2 separate regions of the Homo sapiens genome follow, and region 2 is linked to region 1. Evidence: chromatin loops called from intact Hi-C (ENCODE). Cell type or tissue: Calu3. All regions are shown on one strand. Links, peaks and the distances in the headings refer to the core of each region. The heading gives the core; the rest is flanking DNA.

Region 1 (8,338 bases), core at 293-8,292:
AAAATAAAAAATACAATAGACCATGCCAAATTTGTTATAATTCAGGAATTAAAGGTTGAAATGACAACATTACAAATGTGTTAACAAACTTACCATATATATAGATGTCAAAAGGAAAAATATTCATACTAGTTGCAGAAAAATTACATATAAGATTCATAATCTGCTAGTATGAAAACTGAGTACTTTAGAAATAGGAAAACCAGAATCTATAGCAAATATCATACGTAACGGTGAAAATATAGACAGTTCCCTTTTACTCAGAAATCAGACAGAGAAGCCCTTATCCCTGTTCTTATTCTACATTGCTCAGGAAGATAAAGCTGGCAAAGATTGTGCCCAGAATTCCACCTGCCCACCCAGCTCCCTGGGTGCAGCTCCTGGTCACAGCTTGAGGTCTCAGTGCCTGGGTCCCAGGCCCCAGGTCACACAGTTCCAGGGTCCCAGCGCCTTGGTCCCAGCCATAACCAGGAAGGAGGTGACTGATTGAGCCCAGGAGGGGTGTTGGACCTCCCAACTGCACCCTGTTCAGAATCTGCTCACCCTCTAGCCTCCAGATGAGCCGTGTGCCCAAGGTCCAAGGACATAAGCAGCAAGGGTTTGCTGTGGACATGACAGTTGCTAACTCCTAGGAGGTCCCAGGAGGTCCAAAGCACTAACAAAGCCTCTGCCTACCCATTGCACCTGAGCTGAGCCTGAAAGACTAAAGTCCGGGATGTCCAGAAGTCCCAGGCCTGCAGAACTGTCTACACTTGATGCATATTTGAAAAAGCTCCTGTAGAGGCAATCCCCCAAATCCCTTGCAAAGCGGGAGCCTCCACATGGGGGCTTTCCCCGTCTAGGAGTGTGGAGGCCACAGTCCTCCTGGACCACTGTGCCCACCTGGTGCTGAGCAGCAGCAGGAGCAGCCACCAGGGACCTGACTGCCCTCCAGGACTGCTGTCCAGCCAGGCAGAAGGGGTGGTGGTCCTTATTTGATTGCCCCTTAATCATGTTTTATATGTACAGACATGGAGTTGCTTGAATGCTGGAATTAGGTCCTATCCTGGTGTCATGAGGCTAGTCCAGTCCAGGTGCATAGTGGATTGGAGATCAAAGGATGACATTTCAGCCTCATGGAAAGTTCCCTCTTTATTCAGTTCTTCCGCAGAAGGAAGAGCAATTGATTGGAAGGAAGGGATCACCCGGGCCTCCAGAACTAAACCCAATGTTGTTTTCAGACTTTGGTACCTGAAGAATCATGAAGCCAGTACAACAATGACTCCTCTGCATCTCATAGCCAGGGCATGAAGGGGTCTTCCCTGGGCAACAGCTCCCTATTTTCACCTGTCAATGCAGTGTCTACCTGCTATCGCCTAAAAACATCCGTCCCCATTATAAAATCCTTCGGCACCAACCCACATTTAGTTTTCCTTCCTGACTGAAGCATGCCAGGGTTGCCCAATCTGCCGCTGCTCCTTTCCCATCTCAATCCTAATTAATTGATTAATCCTAATTAATCCTGAATTAATGTTATTCCAAAATTTAACCCCGACTTTTGCTAATTTGGGCATTTGTCCATTTGCTCATGGTGAAATCTGGACAATTGCTACATATTTTTGAAGACTGGTGAAGCGGTGTTACAACACTTGGCTTTAGAATGGGATGGGTAAGGAATATATTTGGGAACACTTTTGGCCTGAGTTTTATCATTTGGAAAATGGGATTAAGGCTAGCTATCTCCTAGAATTGTTGAATTCTTAAAATCTATATGTACAAACATACTTGCAAGGTGTAAGGCTGGAGTGTCCACCAGCACAGTGCAGTGTCTGGCTTATAGTACAAATCCAGCACATGCTGGTATATTTCCTCTTTTGACCCTCCACGCAGACGGAGGAGTGAGGACGGCCACCCCCACCTCCGTGCCCCTCCATCATACTCCACAGACACTGGAAAGCCCTCCCTCAACCACTGCCATATTGCCTTCATCTTTTCCTTTTTAAAAAATCTCACACTACACTCTTGCTGTTCTTTGAGGACAATGTCCTAGGGCTGTATATCTCCAAGGGTTGAAGCAATGCTGGCATGTACCTTGTGTGTAGTAAGTGTTTGTTGAATGAAATAAGAAGCAAACACATCTTCCCAATGGGTGAAGAAATCTTTTCATCATGGGAAAGATTCGAGTCCTTGTGTGTTTGGCAAAATGTTATCAATACATTTTCACATAAAGAGCTTTTTATCCCTTGAAATTATAGAGTGGGTTAAAAGTTTCATAATGGTTGGTTATTTTTTTTTCCCAAGATTTCCAAGTTTGTATGAGATGTTATTTTGGACAGTATTTTAAATTAAGTTCTTGATTTGGTATAAAAATATCATGAACCTCAGATGTAGCAAAGAACGCAGCTATTGTCAAAGGGTAAGCACTGTAAAATGAAACAAGTAGTATCATCTCCAAAACTCTTGTGCTAATTCTTCCAGAGCTTGTTCTGTGGGGAGAAACACACTGCTATGGAAACCACTAAAGAGAAGCAAAAAATTCTTTGTAACTAGGAGCTGGGGCCTTTAGCTTTGCAAATTAGTGCCAAAATACCACTTATCCATCTGCATCCCTGACAGTACAAAGATAGTAAAACATAGCACCTTATCCTGTACTTGCTCATGCAGATGGAGAAGTGTCTGAATGTGATAAAGACCATGTCTAGGTTTCTCCTGGACACCAGGATCTGGAAGGAGAACCCCACTGTGAGAAGCAGAGGTAGGGAGCACTGCATTCAGGCACATGAGATGACATTCCCAAAGGGCTTTTGCAAACCAGAAAGCATGGTGGATGTGATTTTTATTACCCTCCTGTGTGCTCCTGAGTGCTCTGCGTCTAGCTGTGCACGATCAAGCAGAATGCTGAAAGCAGCCCTTGTGTGTCTTGCATTTTCTGTGAGGAAGCTGCACCTACATTAACTCCTCTAATCTCTAATAGCACAACCTGTGGAATAAAACAGAGCGACGTGAGCATAGATTTTTACACATAGCAAGATGTGTCAGTTGCCAGTGTTTGCCTCCCCACTTGGACCACCTACTGGTGTCTTTAGGTTTCTTTGTGTTTTCCCTAATGCATAGGATGAATAACCAAATGGGAAACATAAAGATAGACATTTCATGGCTTGTCAGCCAAATAAATTAATATTCTTGCAAACATAGATGTCAAGCATGACCAAAAATAATCATGCTAACTGGGGCCACATGGATTTCCCTCAAGTAAAAAGTACCAATTAAGTTCTATGGAGATTATTTTTATTCCACAGTTTATCAAACCATTTTTTTTTAACTTCCTCAGCCATTTCTCCCTTTCTAAATGTCCTTAAATCTAATAGGTCCAGAAACAGGAGAGGGGGACAGAGGCATCCTTTCACTGATGAGTGGAAGGACAGGAGAGGTAATCCCTGCTAGGGTTGGAATGGGTCCCCTCCAAACTTCAGGTGTTGAATCTTAATGGTCAATGTGGTGGTAGTAAGAGATGAGACCTTTAAGAGGTGATTAAGCTATGAGGGCCCCTCTCTTGAGAATGGAATTGAGGCCTTTATAGAAGAGACTTCAAGCAGTATTCAGCTCACTTGGCCTTGTCATGTGAGGACACATCCTTTGTATCTTCTGGAAGATGAAGTAACAAGGTGCCACCTTAGAAACAGACCAGACACCAAATCTGCTGGCACCTTGGTCTTCGACTTCCCAGCCTCCAGAACTGTGAGGAATACATTTCTGTTATTTACAAATTATTCAGTCTCTGGTATTTTGTTATAGCAGCACAAAACAGACTAAGACAGTCTCCATACCATCCTCAGCCTAAAGAACCAGCTTCTTGCTCAGGTGGAATAGATCTTCTGGAGGGAAGCTATATTTCTACTAGAAAATCAGTTGTATTTTCACCAATCACGAAGGCTCTTCCAGACATCAGGGCAGTTGTAGAAGTGCCTGGAGAATGGAAATAGGCCCTTTTCCGGAACGCCCCCACACAGGCCAGTGGGACATTTATTTCCCTCTCTGTGAGAGACCTGTTTGGTTGGGAATGAGAGGAATGCTGTCTGACTTTTATACCCACTTCCGGGGAGCAGCCAGCTCCCACATGAGAAAGAAGACTTTGTACAGGGGCCAGGACCCTCACTGGATGCCAGAACCCCAGGACTTTCACTACACAAACATGTACATTCTGAATCATTCCTAGCAACTCTTCACGCAAAACAAACAAGCCGAGGAAAGTACCTCTCAGATGCACAAGCCAAGAATTCTAGAAACTCACTTTCCTAACCCCAAGTCATCTGCAGAGCACGCCCACAGAGAGCACCTGGGTGTGCGGCACTGCTTTTCTCTGGTGTTCACAGCTTTTAAAGACAGCTTTTGGGAAAGTATGTTCTCATTCATAGCCGATACAAAAGGTCCTTACACTTTTCTTATAGTTTAGTCATTTTGTAATTGTAACTGATTTTTCTTTGATGTTATTTCTTTTTGAGTCATATGAAGAAAAAAATAAACTTTGGTTTAAGCTTGTTAGCTTTACTTTTGTACAATAGCACTTGTCTTACTGAACCACATAATGAAATTAGAAGCTGCCAGATGTCAATCAGCGTGGCCCCAGGTACCATGTCCTTTTGTGTATCTGTGTGTATGGAATATATTTATCACGTGCTTATTGTGTGCTGGGAACTGTGTAAACTTTTTAATGCATTATGTCAAATTGTAATAATTACTCTGAATGGTGTTTTGTTAACCACGTTTTAGAGATGAAGAAAGTGAGGTTTACCTACAAGCAAACTTGTCCACTGTCATAAACTCATGATTGGTCCAAAAGATTTAGCAATCAAATCCTTTGCTCTATCCAGGAGAAGTTGCAGTTATATTTTAAGCACTTACAGAGTCCAGCGTTGGCAGATAGATACTTTTCATCATAATACATAAGTATCCATCTATTAATACTTTAAAGTTTTTAAATTAGTTTTCTGAGACTGATGTAAAAACTTACCACCAACTGGTGGTTTAAAATAACAGAAATGTGTTCTTTCATATTCTAGAGGCCGGCAGTCCAAAATCAAGGTGTCCTTTTAGTGCCTCCAAAGCAACAGATACTTTCTTCCTTTGCCTCTTCCAGCTTCTGGCAGCTCCAGCTGGCCTTTGGCTTATGGCCGCATCACTCCAATCTCTGCCTCTCTGGTTAGTTGCTTCCTAGTATTGTGCCTGCCTTTCGTCTGTGTGTCTCTTATAATATGCTTGTCATTGGATTTAGGGCCCACTCAAATAATACAGATGATCTCATCTCGAGGTCTTTAAGTTGTTTACATCTGCAAAGATTCTGTTTCCAAGTAAGGTTGCAGGTTCCAGGGAATAGGATGTGGGCATATGTTTTGAAAGGCTACCATTCTACTATGTAACACTACATTTTTAAACGGAAATGAACATTTAGCAAGTATTTTTAACACCTACCATATTTTTAAATATATGTTATCTTTCTTGAAATGTATATTGTGAAGTAGCTATACATTAATTAATAGAGAAGGATTATTTAATTCCTGAGTTATAAGCCCTTTCTGGTTTTAATATTTTATATATTCTACTGTTCAATTTCGTTACGGATATTTATACCTTATTGTTTAATTTCATTATAGATATTAGCATATCAAATTAAGATGATCTATAATTTTTCTATAATTTATTTTTCAGATTTTAGTATAAGGGTTATGCTATCTTCATAATTAAATAAAATAAAATTTCTTTTTCTTTCCCTACTCGCCATCATATTCTATGGAATATACTATGAAACACCAGATTTACCTAAAACACAAATGCATGAAAAAACATAATTTTAGAACTGTCTCGTTTCAGGACACTCATTAAAGTGAATTCTTTGAATTTTTTAAGGCCTTCCATGTTTATTGGTATGTTCAAATTATTTACCTGCTTGAATCCATTTTTAATCTATACTTTTCTAGAAAAACAATCAATTTCTGGCTTTTCAGAATATTGGTAGGAGTTAAAGTTATTTTTTCAACTAGTTTCAACAACTGTCCTCTGTACATGTTGTTAGAGACTCTTCTTCTATCTGACTTCTTTTCTTCTTTTTTTGTTCAGTGTTCCTGTCTAACTATATGGATGTTATATTAGAGTTTACATTGGATTATTGCTCTTTTATTCTTCTTGACATTTCCTAAGTGTCTTCTTGTTAAAATACTATATTTTAATGCAATTATCATATTTAGAATTAGTAAATAAACAGAAACCATTTCCCTATCATTTTATCTCTTTTCCAGTAAATTTTACTATAAAAATGTGATACCCTTTAAATTAAAATTTTTAACAAACAAAATCTCTATTTTCTTCCTTTGAACTTGGAGCCCTGGCCCAGTCCATCCTACAGACATGGTGCCATTTATCTTGGCCTTTTACTTTGTCACCCCCTTAATTCTACCAGAGGTATTGCTAACATCTCCAGTTAATAATTTCCACTAACAACGCAGAACTCAATTAGCATAATAAGCATTTCCCATCTGCACTGAGCACTCTTCCCGTCATCAGTCTGGAAACTAACTACTGTACAGAAAAATCATGGGGAATAATTAGAATTAGCACACACGAGCCACTCAACACAAAGCTCTTGCCATCCATTGGGCATAATCAGTAGGTTACGCAAACGTGGTTATTGTCATTTCCACTCAAACTAGAACATACGTGTGGAAGAAGATGACTTTGGAGTTTGATAAGAGGTTCTGTGGAGACTTGCCCAGGAGATGTCAAGCAAGGCAATGGCCTCCTGAGGGAGGAGCACACACCGCAGTCAGCCTCGGGGCCACCAGCCCAGCTGGGGCCTCTGCTCAAGTAGTTTTCTCTCTTACAGCTTTGGGACCCTCCTCTGGAAGAAAAACGAGTGACTGAAAATGAGTGAAGGCTTTCCCCAGTGCTGTTCCCAACAGCATCCAATGTGTAGACCCCTACATGCAAAGAGACCCCAATGCCTTCTCAGTTCCACATGCTGTCGATGCCTCAGATCGTCCTGGTTGCTGTCTATACTCACCTTGTTGACTACCCAAAGATATGGACCTGCTGAATTCTTGACCTCCATAAAGTCAATGGTCTTCACCCCATCCGCATTTTGGCCATCTTTTCCCTGGCCACCTCTCAGACCTTTGCACCATCCCAAAGCACACTGCCTTCTAAATGTGAGATGTGCCTTGTTTACTTTTTACTTCTGATTTGATTCCTAATTTTTTGTTTTATTGTGTGGATACTATGCATATAAAAGAATATAAAGAAAGTGTACATGTATATAAAAAATATAAGCATGTCACCCAGCATAGTAAAAACACTTTTATCCGAGATTTGGAGGCCACATGTGATCATTCCCAATGCAAAACCTCAACCTCAGTACCAAAGATAAGCATCACTTTGAATATTTTACTATTATTCTCCTGCATTCTTTCTAGTCTTATTATTTCCCTAAATAATTTAGTGTTGTGTGTTAGAATTTTATATGAATGGTTATCATACCGTATGGATGTCTTCTTCTGTGTCTCGTATTTACATTCAATGCCGTGTTTGTTATTTGGCCATGATAATGTTATCAACACAAGTAATTCATTTTTGCAGCTGAGTTTTTCATTCTATGGACACATTGTATAAGTATATAACGATATATTTCTCTATTGTCCTGTCATTGGACCTTTGCATGGTTTACAATTTTTGGCTATTAGAAATAATGCTGCCATGAACATTCTTGCTCATGCACACTGGTATGCACTGGGGATATGCCAGGAAGCAAAGTTGCTGGGCTATAATAGCCTATGTGCATCTTGAAATTCGCAAGACAATGCCAAACTGCTTCTCCACACTCTCATAGATATTTTGTACTTTTCCCAGCATTTAAGAATCCTCATTGCAGTCAGGCACAGCGGCTCATGCCTGTAATCCCAGCATTTTGGGAGGCTGAGGTGGGTGGATTACTTAAGGTCAGGAGTCCATGACTAACCTGTCCAATATGGAGAAACCCCGTCTCCACTAAAAATATAAAAATTAGCCGGGTGTCGTGGCAGGCGTCTGCAATACCAGCTACTCAGGAGGCTGAGGCAGGAGAATCGCTTGAACCCAGGAGGCAAAGGTTGCAGTGAGCCGAGGAGATCGCGCCACTGCCCTCCAGCTTGGGTGACAGAGTGAGACTCTGTCTCGAAACAAACAAACAAACAAAAAGTATCCTCATTGCTCCACATACTCCCCAATACTTGGTTTTATTACTTTTTAATTTGTCTTGTAAAATGGTGATGTCTCATTGTTATTTTACTTTGTATTTTCTTGATTACTCGTTAAGAGTGGTCATATTTTCATG
Region 2 (8,338 bases), core at 52-8,051, 52 kb before region 1:
CAGTTTTGCTTGGCTGGGGAAGCCTCAGGAAAGTTACAATCATGGCAGAAGGGAAGCAGGCGCCTTCTTCGCAAGGCGGCAGGAGAGAGTGTAAGTGAAGGCAGAAGGGCCCCTTATTAAACCATCAGATCTTGTGAGAACTTACCCACTCTCAGGAGAACAGCATGGGGGAAACCGCCCCATGATCCAATCACCTCCCTCCCTCAATATGTGGGGATTACAACTGGAGATGAGATTAGGGTGGATACACAGAGCCAAACCATATCAGCTCATGAAGAGAGCTGTGTAACCCAACAAAACATACTGGGCAAGAAACAACAAATTCTCAAATTAGTTTCCTAAAAATCAAAATATTAATGGTAGCAATGCTCAAGGCCAAAGCTAAGATGCCTGTGCAGAAACAGATAAAAAGTTAACTTGGCAATGCCTGCCGTGGTATAATTTCACATCTGTCAATTGTTTTTGTTTGCTTAAAGTTGAAGAAATAGACCAAAGACCAATTGTAAAGTTGTGAAGAAAATTCACTAGATGAAAAAAAGTAAAAACCTCAGATTATGTAGTGCTTTCCCCTAAATATTGGTAACTCTGCAGCTGCCAACAAACAGGACAGCATGTGAACATTTTTGCATTTAGAAAGTATTTGAATTTTAACTTGCAAAAGAAAACAAAATTATATCTGTTGCATTTTCAAGACAATTTTTAAGTAAAAAAAAAAAAAAAAAAAACAGCCATGGAAAAGGCTGTGAAAAGCTATGATTGCTGCTCTGAGGATCTGGGCTTTTTCTTCTCAGTACTGTAGTGAAAACAGAAATGAAAACCTTGAAAAGTAGGGGAAAACCCACATTCCATTAAGATCCTGGCAGCGGGTGCAACAATTATTCTAGAACCCGCAGCAGCCTTTTCATTTGTATCTAAGGAATGGTGGATGGACTCCCTCTATGATCTAACTTTCCTCATCCATGTGAGATTCATAGCAGGCCAGCAGATCACCACTTTTACTCATCCTCAAATGAGAAGCTGAAGCTCCGAGGTCGGGAAAACTGCACCATCCCCCATCGTTAACATGTGATGGGACCAGGATCCCAGTCCACCTTTCCCAAACCCAAATCCAGTGCTCTGTCTGGGTCCCCGCTGGCCAAGGGTCAGCAGAGCAAGCCCTCTGTCAGGTTCTACCCCTCCATAGCCTCCACACTGCAATAATTCCTGTGAGATATTCCAAAGCTCACTTTGTCTTATAATCTATATTGACATTAACTAAGAAAAGTAAAAACATATAAAGAAAATAATAAAATGATCAACTCAATCGCAAAAGTCACTATACTCAAAAACCACAAGTTAGCGACCTTACTGTACAGATCACTCTGCTAGATTGCTTTTGTTTGTCCCCATCCTATGGATGATGAAGATAAGGTGCAAATAATGATGAAATAAGGCTTAAAATTTCTAACCTAACCTTTGGGTTTTCCTTCACACACCCTTTAGAAATATATTTGTTAGATGTGATTTTGCCATATCCTAGTTTTCCTTTGTTGTCTAAAGTATTTTGAAATTCTAAACTGTCCCTTGATGACAGCACTCAGGGAACTGGCGAAGGGACATGAGATTTGGACAGAGGGAGGACGATGTGGCCAGGTGCTGGCCTTCCATGGCAAGGGCTGATGGACATAAATACAAAGGCTAGAAAACTGAAGAGGCTACATGATGAAGATTCATTAAGCCAGCACATAGACAAACAAAGCTAGGTAAGAACAATGCAGCACACCCCAGAGCAATTAAAGCTCATGCACAGCCTTGTTGGGCAGGGCAATTGATTTTAGCAGGCTTGGAACAAGAACGGGCCTCAGGCATGCTATTTTGCAGACAGAATAAAAGAACATCAGAAAAGAAAAGTGACTTGCCCAAGTTCACAGTCAGTTAAGTCAACGATGGGGCAAAAGCTCAGGCCTCTGGGTGCTTTCTCAGTATGGCTTTTATCTGCACCTGATTTCACAAAACAGACTGGAATGTGCTGAGAGGCTGCCAGGCAGGTGGTCAGCATCCATGCAGTGGGTGCTCTCACCAATGCCACACCTGGAGAGGAGGAGGGCAAAGCAGATGTCGTCCGGGTGATTTTCAGCCCTGGGCCCTTCCCCGTTCACACCTCAGGCTTCTCAGCATGTATTGCTTTGCCATGCTTTCCTCAGCTTACAGTAATAACTCCTTTTGCCTGCCACCCACACTGACATGAGCCCCCACTTAGAGATGGCTTCGTGAATATTTCAAATTTTATCAGGTGCTTTAATTAAATCATTGACATTTATGTCAGAGAGTACAAGACTGAAGTTCACTGAGGGTGGTCGTCTTGCCCAGGGTCATCGAACTGGAACTGGCACAGCCAGGATTTGCACCTAAACCTGTTGGACTCCAAGGCCCATGTTCTCTCTACTTAGAGGATAACAGCCAAGACTTCTGATTTCCTACCAGTTTCAGAAAATATGGAGCTCCCACAGCATAGGAATTCTCTCCATAACAGAATGTTATGGCTAAAAGCATGACCCATCTAAAATTCAACTTCGAGTATTTATTTAACAAATAACTACAGTACTTCATTAACTACTATAGCAGATATTTAATAAACAACGTTGTAATATGTGCCATTCAAAGCACTTTACATATATTGAAGCTTTTTGTCTTCCTAAAAACGACATAAAGTAGGAACTATCATTTTTCCATTTTACTGATGACAATACTGAGGCTCAGAGACATCCAATAGATTACCTAGAATTACATGGCTGGTAGGTGGAAGAACTGGTATTCAAATCCAGGCAGCCTGGCTCTACACTCTTGGCTTTTAATCGCTAAGCCATACTCCCCTCTCTAGTTTTGTAGAAATCTTAATAGAATGGAGTATGCATGTCTTTGCCTTCTCAAATTGAGAATAGTGAACCTAGTTGAGCCTTCTGCTTATAATTCAAGGTGACCCACATGAATTTGGAACATTACATCCACTACAGCATGCCTAATACTACCCTCAGACATTTTAGATTGCAAGAGTAAATTTCCCCCAAGACTGGCCCCAGATTGCTGTTCTTATGAAGTTCTTTCCAATTTTTAAAGCTCTTCTATTTATTTCTTCTGCTATCTTCCCTCAGCGACTATGGCTATCTATATATATTATTCATGACCTTGCTTTAAAAGGAATTATCTGGTTCTGTGTCTCTGCAAGATTATCTTGCCTTCTAACACAGCAAAACACATCAGCTTTATGACAGCAATACTTTCTCAAAATTTTTTTCTAGACCCAGTGGCATGTCCCAGCTTGATGTGGCTCCATAAGTGTGTGATATTGTTTAAGATTCTGCTCAAATGGACTCCCTGATTCTGAACCTTGGGAAGGAAGGGTATCAGCAGCATCGGAAGGGAGGCTCTCTGGAGTTTTTCTATGGAGGAAGTCGCCACACACACAAATGCCGCATTGTCAACTCTCTAGAACACAGTCATCTCACAACTGTGGAATGTCCCTCCTTGCCAAACCCTCAGGACGACAGCAGTTGAAACTTTCATATACGGAGGAGTGGAGGCTCCTACGGAAGAAAAGAGGAAGAGCCAGTGCTTGATGCAGGCTTTTGACACTTCAAGTTGGGCAATGTTTTTGGTTTCAGCAAAGTTGCTAAAAACCACAATTCCCAAGGTTGGCCTGAACTTTGATTCAGAGCTTGAATTGCTAAGAAAGGTGGGGCTGGCCACAGGTTTCACTTGGCAGCAGCTCGCTTCTTCCCTGTGGGCGGCTACCCCTGCTGTCCTTTTCCATGCGGAGTTCCTGGCCATGGGTCCATGGTCAGTAGGTGCTTCTCTCTTACACCCTGGGTCACAGCACAGCAGTGGCTCTCAAGGCGGGCCCCCCTGGCCAGCCACAGCAGCATCACCTAGAATCTGTTAGAAATGCAAATTCCCTACTGAATCAGAAACTCTGGTGCTGGGGCCCAGCAAGCTGTGTTTTAACAAGTGCCAAAGGTGATCTGAAGCACCTGCAAGTCTGAGAACCATGACAATAGAAGAAAAGGAAATGCAGACAAATGAGAAGAAAAAAGTGAATTTAGAAATAAAGGGAAGATTCAAGCCCAGTGAGTGACCCCTGTCATCAGAGGGGTGTGGCAGGTGGCCCTACAAGAGCTTCACAGCGCAAGTCAACTTCCCATGAGCCCAGACAGGTCTACAGATGTGGCTCTCCAGACTCTATGTTGAGAGGAATGTTGAGGCCATACCTCAGAAGGAAATCACACAGAGACAAATAAGCAAGGCTGTGTGGGCCAGGAGGAGCAGGGGACAACCTGCCAATTTGCCCCTAAGGGCGAGAAATTGAAACTGGGGTTAGAGAGTTAGACAAGCACCTTGGATAGAGCCCTATAGTGTTTTTTGTTTTTGTTTGTTTGTTTGTTTGTTTTTTTACTGAGCAGGTCTTACTATGGTAACACCTGGTCATAAAATTCTAAAATCATTTGTTTAGAAAAGGATATGGCAATTCACTGAGCCCAGTTCCCCAGCCATGGTCTCCAGCACACTTCCACTAAGAAGCCCCTAGCAATGGAAGGTCAGCTGTCTCTAAAAGCTGTGCATTCTATCTTTGGAGAAATGTGGACCTGAAACGTTTCTGCAGACATCCTGGCCCTCCCTGAAAGTTTTACCCTATGAGGGACTCAACAGAGGTGATTTGACATTAGGACACTCTGATGCACACATGCACACAGTAGTTCTCAGAAATGTGACTTTCTTTCTTTCTTTCTTTATGACAGTCCTTCCTCTAGGGTGCTGGGCATGCCTTCGTTTCTCTATTCTGTGAGTACTTGTGCTCATGGGGCCTGCGCTGGGTGCTGAAGAGACATTGCTCAGGTGAGCAAAACAATCAGGGGCCTGCCTTCTGGAAATTGAATCTAATAGGAGCATCAGATATTAAACAGCTAGAAAAATACATATTAAATTTTCAGTGTGACAAGTATATAAAATAAAAAATTCCACAAGAAATCTTATCAAGTTCCTTTCCATGAAAAGAACGAACTTGAATTGTTATTGTCTGTCTTGCGTTGAGTCTTTGGACTCATTGTTAATTGATCCAATGTCATTTTAGCCAGCTCTTAACCTCCACACTTTTTCTTCCTTCATAGGAAAATTCCACTGCCACAAAAAGTACAAGGAAATATGCTATGCAATCCTACCTTTATGAAATTTACAATCTAGTATAGGAGATGAACTTAAAATAATTGTAAGGAAGCTGTGAACCATTTCTGCAATACATGTTTAAGCGTGGAAGGGAGAGTTGCGAAGAAGGCATTAACAGCAACTCACGGAAAGCTTCAGTGGGAAGGTGGGATGTGAGCTGAGTCTTTTAGGATGAGCAAAATGTGAAAGGTAAGCAAAACAGAGCAGCCTCTGCTGTGTGTGGCGGGGTGGGGGGGTTGTGGGGGGAAGGAGGGGAGGGAGGGGAGAGAGAGAGAGAGAGAGGTTTCTATCTTAATAATAGAGATGTTATAGTGAAAATGGCACACAAAATGCACCAACAAGATCTGTTTTTTTTTTTTAGGCCCTTCAACTATTTTTTTAGGCCCTTCTTGCTTGTATTTTATGATTTACAAATTTTCATACTTTTGTAATCAGGAAAAATAAATATGATATCAAACTTAAAGTTAAAAAATGCATCCAAAGGCACTGACGTACGCCAGGCAGGCAACTTCATTCTCCCATGTGTCCAACACAGAACTCACAAGACTCTTGGCTGGATGTCCTCTTTTCAGGAAAGAAGGTTCATTTTTAGAGATAATTACACACTGTGTAAGCATAGAAGTCTCCCTTTTATTCTGAATGGTTTCCTGAAAACGCTGTAACTACTGCATTTAGTTGTGGCAAACTTGGGTGTTCAAGAGGCATGGAACAGCCAGAAAGGGTTCATAAAGCCTGGGCCAGATTCAGCACAAAGATTTTTCTAGGCTCAAAAAAGGGTCTGTAACTGGACCAGACTGATCTGAGCACCTCCTCATACTTTCTGGCTGTTTCTGATCTATCCTCGACATGTTACACCGTATTCTTGTTTAATCTTTATAGCACAGAGGGGATAAAGAACACAGAGGCTTAGGAAGATGAGGGTGGTCGGTGGGTATCACATCGCTACCTTGATCCAGGCCTGTCTCCGCTCTCCGCTGAACCAAGCTTACACCATGGGGTGCTCATCCTGGCCTTGCTCTCTGAGGAACTTTCCAATAGTAGGTGCATTTATTTTAAGGCAAAACAAGAATCTGTCTGTAAGTACATCTTGGAGTGTGAGGGTCGAGACGGCTGATGCTGTCTGTGTCTATTGGTTCTGTCAGTGCCTGTTTGAAAAAGAGGCTGGTATTTTATCAGTTTTATCTTTGTTGATTCCAAGATGTTTGTCTCGTGATTGCATTTTCTTCCATGGCTAAATATTTCTGAGGGGTTTTAAAGTCATAATAATTGATATCCTTTCAAACATGCTTTCTCCTGTTTTTCTGTTTTTGACTGAAACTGAATCTCTGCCTTCTTTTTCTTTTTCTTTTTTTTTTTTTTTTTTTTTTTTTTGAGATGGAGTCTCACTTTTTCTCCAGGTTGGAGTGCAGTGGTGTGATCTTGGCTCACTGCAACCTCTGCCTCCCTGGTTCAAGAGATTCCCCTGCCTCAGCCTCCTGAGTAACTGGGACCACAGGCACACACCACCACGCCCAGCTAATTTTTGTATTTTTTGTAGAGACGCGGTTTCATCATGTTGGTCAGGAGGGTCTCAATCTCTTGACCTTGTGATCCGCCCGTGTCAGCCTCCCAAAGTGCTGGGATTACAGACGTGAGCCACCGCCTGGCTCAGCCAATTTCTGTCTTCTTATAAGCTCATTTTGGGGGTGAAAGCCTCTTTCATTTCTCCTCTGGCTTCTGGGCGCTCTCATCTTCCTCCCTGACGACCAGGCATGCATGAGAAGCAGAGACTGCCCAGCGTGAACCTGATCTGTGTCTGCTGCTGGATTCTGACCCAACTGGGGATGCCTGTGCACTGGAGGGCAAGGATACCTGAAGGTGTTTTCACAGGGGATTTGGGGACTGCTTAGAAAGAGCTAAGCTGGAGCAGGGCCTAACATAAAGAGCACAAACTAGAGATTCTCTCTGGTTGTTTAGGAGGAAAAGTGACGGAAGTAGATGTTGCTTAACTCGCTCCAGACCTCACCTCCACTGTGCAATGACACAGTGCTCACAAATGGCTGGTGGAGACCCGAACTGGAGCCAGAGGCCAGGCAGGATACTGCTTCGTGGGAGGATGAAGAAGGGCTTTGTACTACCTGCCCCAACTTCGACACCATTTGCAGATGAAGCTCCAAGAAACATGAAAACCAGACAGCTATAGCGCTTTGGGTGGAGTGTGCTGCTGGGCACAGCAAATATAAATGGCCTTAAAGAAAAAGCAGAATGGACAATGAATGCCATCCCTTAAAGCGACGTCTTTGCTGCAGCCTCTTCATTTGCCCTCGGATTAATGCGTGATAGTTTCCTGTCCCTGGTACTTGGGGCTGTGCAGTGAGGTGAGTAGGACGTTACCTCTGGGGGGTGGAGGAGAATCAGATAAACTCAGCCAGACCAAAGAGTGAGTGACTGAAGTTCTCTGGAAGGACAGGCTTCAGTCCTGGGATTGAGGGTAGCAGTTAAGGGTCCATTTGGCTTAAGGCAGAGAAAGGTATGTTAGCCTGTGAGGGCTGCCATAACAAAGTCCCACAGACGTGATGTCCTAAACAATAGTAATTCATTTCTCAGAGTTCTAGAGGCTCAAGTCCAAGGTTAAGAAGTCAGCAGGGTTGGTTCTTCTGGAGGCCTGTCTTCTTGGCTCTCAGACGCCACCTTCCTGCTCTGTCCTCATGTGGCCTCTCCTCTGTACACAATCACCCTCTCCCCTGGTGCCTTCCCCTTCTTACCGGGACACCAGTCAGATTGGATTAGGGCTATCAGTGTGATCTCATTTTACCTTAATTACTTCTTTAAAAGCTTTATCCTTAAATATCATCACAGTGGGGTTAGGGCCTCAACACACAATTCAGTTCATAAGAAAATGGGACACCAATGAAAAAATGCCAGGCATCCAGAATAGAACTAGATAACAAAAGTGCTAACAGAACTTAGAAGTGAGAGGGAGGGGCCGGGCACGGTGGCTCACACCTGTAATCCCAGCACTTTGGGAGGGTGAGGCAGGCGGGTCACCTGAGGTCAGGAGTTTGAGACCAGCCTGGCCAAAATGGTGAAAACCTGTCTCTACTAAAAATACAAAAATTAGCCGGATGTGGTGGCATGCACCTGTAATCCCAGCTACTTGAAA

What was found. Peaks named below come from ENCODE experiments on the same cell type or tissue, not always from the same donor. Only the 100,000 strongest peaks of a DNase experiment are listed, where the experiment ranks them.
Region 2: a loop joins it to region 1, with 10 times the contacts of the local background. A loop is called at or near these places in 3 of 110 quality-filtered maps.

Annotation. Positions count from the first base shown.
Region 1 is chr2:7,821,666-7,830,003 of GRCh38, forward strand. It overlaps LOC105373408 (a long non-coding RNA gene), which reads right to left. Exons shown (of 4, transcript XR_922750.1): 2 at 6,691-6,871; 3 at 2,823-2,959. Among named protein-coding and RNA genes, the nearest start is that of LINC01871, 100 kb to the left of the region's middle. In Calu3, for the core only: no CTCF peak of the experiment used is centred there; a DNase peak (open chromatin) is centred at 4,146.
Region 2 is chr2:7,769,973-7,778,310 of GRCh38, forward strand. No RefSeq gene overlaps it. Among named protein-coding and RNA genes, the nearest start is that of LINC01871, 48 kb to the left of the region's middle. RefSeq lists an enhancer at 3,730-3,779. In Calu3, for the core only: no CTCF peak of the experiment used is centred there; a DNase peak (open chromatin) is centred at 3,629.